Regions from separate parts of the Homo sapiens genome. Here region 1 is linked to region 2. Evidence: read pairs that join two places in POLR2A ChIA-PET (ENCODE). Cell type or tissue: MCF 10A. All regions are shown on one strand. Each heading gives the region's core, and the rest is flanking DNA. Links, peaks and the distances in the headings are about the cores only.

Region 1 (2,804 bases), core at 93-2,592, 290 kb before region 2:
TACCCTTCTCCAGCAACCATGCTATGTTGAGTTGATGGCTCCATCTAGTGCCAGTCTGTGGAACTGTCTTGCAGGACTTCACTGTCACCTCCAGAGCTGGGTATGATGAAGAGTCCTCTTTCTCTGGGAACACACTGTCTAGCGGGGAACTGCCCTCTAGTTCCTACCTCTCCTTTGTTTTTGCAGTTTAGTTATACCTCCGTGTCTTTCTTTGTTCCAGACTTAATTTGTTTCCCTCTCTCTAGTACCCCCTCTTTGTACTTGTTTCTCCTCCTTTTTTGTTTTCCAAGTCTCAATTTTTTTTTTGGAGAACAAAACAGTACTTAAAACCGGTAAGTATAAAGATTTTTTTTCTAACAATACTTTATGCCAAAGTAAGAGAATTCTATGCATTTTAAATGAAACTATCAATTGAAACCATGTTAGAGAACCAGAATGACCCTAAAGTTGAAGTCTGAAAGTGTCACTTGGAAGACTGTGTCCCTTCATCCTCCTGTAGTTAGACATTTCCTCAAACACAGTTAATCAAGAGTATTTTCTTTTAAATGGTTTTGGAACTATCATTGTAGTATCATTTTCTTTTTAGATTATAAATTTAACCTCTCATATTTTAAGTTCAAGACATTTTCACGGACTATCAAGGAATCCTAGCTCATTGGCCTGGCCCTATTTCTGTGGGAAAATGTATTCTCAGTTCCAGACAACCAGTGTTCCTGCAGATTTTTAGGTCCCGTATAAAACGAGAGAACATAGATGAATGAGAGGCATTGTCAGACAAAGCCTGGCACATGAGATCTCAATTAGCATACAGGTTTTAAATTTCCCACATTAAACAGTACATTTTAAATTTCCACTTATGTTAAGCGTGTTGATATTGTGGGTTTGAAAGTAAGTCCCCTCTGAAAAACAGGAACTGTGCTTGTCTGTTACCAGTTCTTGTGGTCGATATGGTAACTATTTTGATTTTTCAGAAGGGAGGAAAAGCAGTTAAATCTAGTTAAAATTAAAACCAGTTAAAATTAACTGGCTCGTGAGATTTCAGTGCAGCTGTTCCACACATAGCAACACTAAGAGTGAGTTGTTTATTACCATGATTAATTATTATTAGTTGTTACTTCTTTTTGAGCAGTGGCATAGATTATTTATATTTTTGGTCTAACCTTGGAAAATAGAAACTGCAAGCGTAGAGAGGTTCCCGTTTGCTAATTTGCATGTACCCTGTTTTTGTTTTTGCCAGGTAGGTGTGTGCATCTCAAGTACACGAGAGTAATTTAGCATGTCAGCACTTTCCTACCAGCAGTGCTTGCTGACTCATGCAGCTGTTGTAGCACTCAGCTGGCCGCACTGTAAACTGCCCATAGTACCAGCACCGCCCTTGGAGAGCTCCGGGCTGCTGGGCTGGTTAGCTACTGGGAGGCTATTTTCAGATCTGTGGTCACTGCTGAGCTGGGTCCTCTTCTCCTGCCAGCAGCCAGACACAGCCTTCTGGTTGCAGGGGAGAAAATTGGACAAATTTCTACCTTTGTAGGGACTGCATAAAGATTCATAGCATTTCTGGATATGCCTCAGGAAAACTTTTTTTTTGCTTCACTTTATTTTTCTGGGAATATTTAAGGGGAGAGGCAAAAGGGGCTGATAATAAATGAAAAGGGAATGTGCTGTTATTTCCTACTAAGATCAGAAAGAGTTTTCATAAACCTTTAACTTAGTTAGGCTTTCTTGGCGTAACTGAAACCTGACCCACTTCTCCCTCAGTGCAAAGCAGTGTGTCCTGAGTAGGGAAGCAGGGGCGAGGGTGCAAGTGACTAGCCTGACATTGTTTTATGTGGCTGAAGTCCCTAAGTGATGACAGCTTTTGTTTATATCCGTTCCCTGTTATTGAGGTTAAAAAACAAAACAAAAAACTTGACCTCAGGTCATTTTAAAGCTAGCATGTATTTTCAGAGATGGTTTCACTGTTTGTTTTCAGAGTTCAGTTTTGCTTATTTTCATCGGAAAGTGTGAAATGTTGCTTTTCTGAGGCTTCTAAATAAACTTCCTTTTGTAGATACAAGTTGATCCAATCATCATAAACTGTCTTGAAAAAGGATGATTAAAGTAAGATCAGCTGGGGAAGGGAAAGCTTTGCACACCCTTGAGGAGTTTGCCTTCTTTTTCTTAAGTTTCAATAAGCATTCTGAAGCAGCTTTGACCAGTAATAAAGAAAAGCCACAGTGACTGTGTGTAACATGATGTTGATGGAAGTTCTTGGTTTCCGCCGATACGAATGACTCATCAGTATCAATAGAATTGTGACTTCTAATAATAACACAGTGCAAGACCTTCAAAACATGTGGTTTTAGCCCTTGCTCTTAGTGAAAGGTTGGAAAATGTTAGTTTGAGCTTTTTTTTTTTAATCTCTTGATTTTGCCCAAGTATAAAGTTGTTTTTTGTAGGAATGATGATCCCCCTGTTGTTTTCTCATCTTACTGTTTTTAGTTTCATTATGATTAAGGAGCCAAACTCAGATCATTTCATCGTTTAGAAATCTCTGCGCTAAGCATCTCCTGTCGGGGCTGTGTTTGAGGGAAATGTGGCTGAAAAGCAAATCCTCCCTGAATGCAGAAAGGAAAATACTGGTGCAGACTACAATCCACTGAGCTGCGTCCCTCCTACACAGCATCTATTGCGGAGGGCTGTGGTATTGCTAAGTAGCCCCATAACCCTGTGAGTCATTGTCAAAGGATTCCAAGAGGAAGGTTAACAGAAAATGCGAGTCAGAGGAAACAGCAGAGTGGAGCAGCTAGCTCAGGAAGAACTGTGCT
Region 2 (2,804 bases), core at 33-2,532:
AAACTGGCCAGGAAGGGAGAGAACCACAGGACTCCAGAAGAGGCACAAGCTCAGTTCTCCCACTTTTATGACTTTTCCCTGACTTTTCAGAAAGGGCCTTCCTTACAGGCATTCACAGGAGATGACAGCTAAAGAGCGGAAAGAGACTTCTGGGCTATCTGATCACCTAGAACATAGGCGGATCATGGCTCTTTAACCATGTCAGAAGGTGTTAAGATTTTGAGAAAATTAGTTCACATTTAATGACCTCAATTTCAATATGAGTGTACAAGGAGTAACAATGCTAGTTACCAGTTTGACTTGCAGGGCCGCTGTTCAGATAAATGAAATGTGATGTGTTAAACTTCTTGGAAGGATGGTGCTATAGAAACAGTAGGTGTTATTATTCCCCTAAAAGGAAAGAACAGTCTTCTCTGATGAAATGGCTGTTACCTCAGAATCCTCATTAAAAGCTGTGGTGCAATTTTCCAAGTTGCGTTAGTAAGACTTGGCAGCAGATGAAAAAAAAGCAAATAAATAAGAAGTCAAAATATTTCAGGTAACTACTTGCTGGCAAATGAGAAGTTTTCAAGTCCTAGAATCATACTGATAATTTTGAAATGCCTAAAGGCAGAACTTATTTATAGTAACGCAGAGGTGACTGCTAGCCCTGAAATGTGGTCCTCAGTCTCGGATGGAGTTGCGGTAAGGCAGCGCCACAGAAAGGGGAGCTAATACTATTGTGACTCCAGCCCTGGAGGCTGTGGTGCTGATACAGAGGGAGGGAAATCTAGTGTGAAAATAGCCACAGCAATAGCTAATTTTAAAACTGAGACACATAAGCTGTTTCCAAACCTCTTACATTTTTTAAATCCTGAGGCCAGTAAGCCTATTTAAAGAAACTTATGCAGAAATGTGTTCCTCTTTTGGCATAGTAGTAGGAGTTGAGTAGACAAAAACCTAAGACATATCTAAAAATCATTTTAAGTGACCTGATTTCAAAGCCGTTTTTAAGATTTCTTTTCACTATGTCTATTTATCCCTATCTGATGTAGGATGACCACAATAATCAACATTTTGAAATAGATTTATGACAAGGCCTCTGAAAGTAAACTTGTTTGCATCAATTTTTTTAAAATAGTTACCGGCGTATCTATTCATTTTTAAACTCCTCTGTATATGAACAAAATATCCTTCATGTTTCTTTCTTTCTCCCATTATGGAGTCTCTTAGCTATTTCAATTAAAATTAATAATAGCTTTAAAGACAAAGTTCAGAGCTATAAAGTTCCTCACTTGATCAGTCATCATAACTATTATTTTGTCGTAGTTAATCATAGAACCCGGGCCTTTACCAAGGTACTTAATTAAACTTTTTAATTTATGATAAGAATTTAAATAGCACTTGTGAGAGTTTTTCAAAATTATTTCTACTTCCCATCCAGATTACACCCTACACCCTTGGAAAAAAAAAAAAAAAGGTGTGACAAAGAGACATCATGGCTGTCAGCCAAGGGTATTGTAGGTCACGCCAGCACGAACTGGCAGCAAGCCATTGTCCAATTAGCATGGCTTCATCCTTGCAGAGTAATCACTCTTTGAGTAGATGGTTGAGTCACTCACGATGCAGTGGTGCTTCACTTGAGCCAGTCCTTCTTAGAATAGGTTTCCTGTTCGCTGTTAATACCTGTCCTCATTTGCCAATACAAGTGCAGGATCATTTAGGCTGAAAGCTGAATAGAAGGCAAACATTGATTATGTATCTCATTTCTCTTGCTTCCTGAAAACTGAGATTGCAGTTAAACAGTGAAAGCACGGTGTGTTTTTTAAGTGAGTTACAAGAAAACACAGTTTCCACACCAAAATACTCAGAGTTAGAATCCAAGAGTCAGTTTTTGTTCTGTCTTTTCTTTGGCAGCTTTAACATTTGGCACAAATCTGAGGATATCAATAAAGTTACCTAATAATCTTAATGGATTCGCATTCCATTCAAAAATTTGGAATGTCACCCAATGTCTTCAGGTTTCAACTCCATTGTTGGGGTGTTCATGACATTTCTGGTGGGTGTGCAGTTATAAAAGCAGACAGCTTTTGAAAGAGGCCCTTCTTATGGTGAGAACACCTGGAATCTTGGTTGGATAAGCTGTAAGCCAGGAAATTGATTCAGGAATTTTTTAATAAAATGGATCATACCCAGGCATTGGAGTGATGCATGGTGGTCAGTTAAAAAAAAAAAGGGAAAAAAGAAAGAAGGCTGTTCTTAAAAGCACAAAGAAAATAGAATAAAATTGTGGGCACTAATCAGTTAATACTTTTATTTTCTTGTTTGTTTGGGTTCTGAACCAAATTGCAGGCTAGAAAAGAATTGGCTTGTTTTGCTTTGAGGAGTGGAGAAGCAATTAAATAATAACACTTTTGGTTTCCTAGGATCTCGGAAGTGTTCTTTTTTGCCATTAATTTGGTACACATAGTAAAATTCATCACTTTGCCATAGACTCCTAAAATATGTTGACAGTCTCTGTAACTGACATTGGCATCACCTCCAAGCCAGCTAGTAATGCGGTGAGCTTTGCTGAGATGGACTTTCGTGTGCAGCCTGGCGAAGGCTGTTTGTGAAAAAGTTAATGCATTCCACACCCTGGGTGGGATGGAGCCAGGCCTCCAACGTGAGCACATTTTTGACTGACTGGCAGCAAAGAGAAATACTGGCAGCTGTTCCCAAGCAAGGCCAAAAGTTGGCCAAGGGAGGAAAAAAAAAAATGCTGGGATTTAGCCAATGAAAGATTCCTGGGCTTAGAAGAAAACCAAAGGAAGGATACAGAAGGT

Evidence for each region. Peaks named below come from ENCODE experiments on the same cell type or tissue, not always from the same donor. Only the 100,000 strongest peaks of a DNase experiment are listed, where the experiment ranks them.
Region 1: POLR2A ChIA-PET joins it to region 2 with 20 read pairs; 3 of 35 experiments call an interaction of 5 or more read pairs at or near these places.

What each region holds. Positions count from the first base shown.
Region 1 is chr6:90,284,325-90,287,128 of GRCh38, reverse strand. The region is part of intron 1 of BACH2 (BACH transcriptional regulator 2); the gene reads left to right. Among named protein-coding and RNA genes, the nearest start is that of BACH2, 11 kb to the left of the region's middle. RefSeq lists an enhancer at 1,083-1,583. In MCF 10A, for the core only: no CTCF peak of the experiment used is centred there; DNase peaks (open chromatin) are centred at 1,338 and 2,248.
Region 2 is chr6:89,998,103-90,000,906 of GRCh38, reverse strand. All of the region lies in intron 6 of BACH2 (BACH transcriptional regulator 2), which reads left to right. Among named protein-coding and RNA genes, the nearest start is that of GJA10, 110 kb to the right of the region's middle. In MCF 10A, for the core only: no CTCF peak of the experiment used is centred there; DNase peaks (open chromatin) are centred at 476 and 1,526.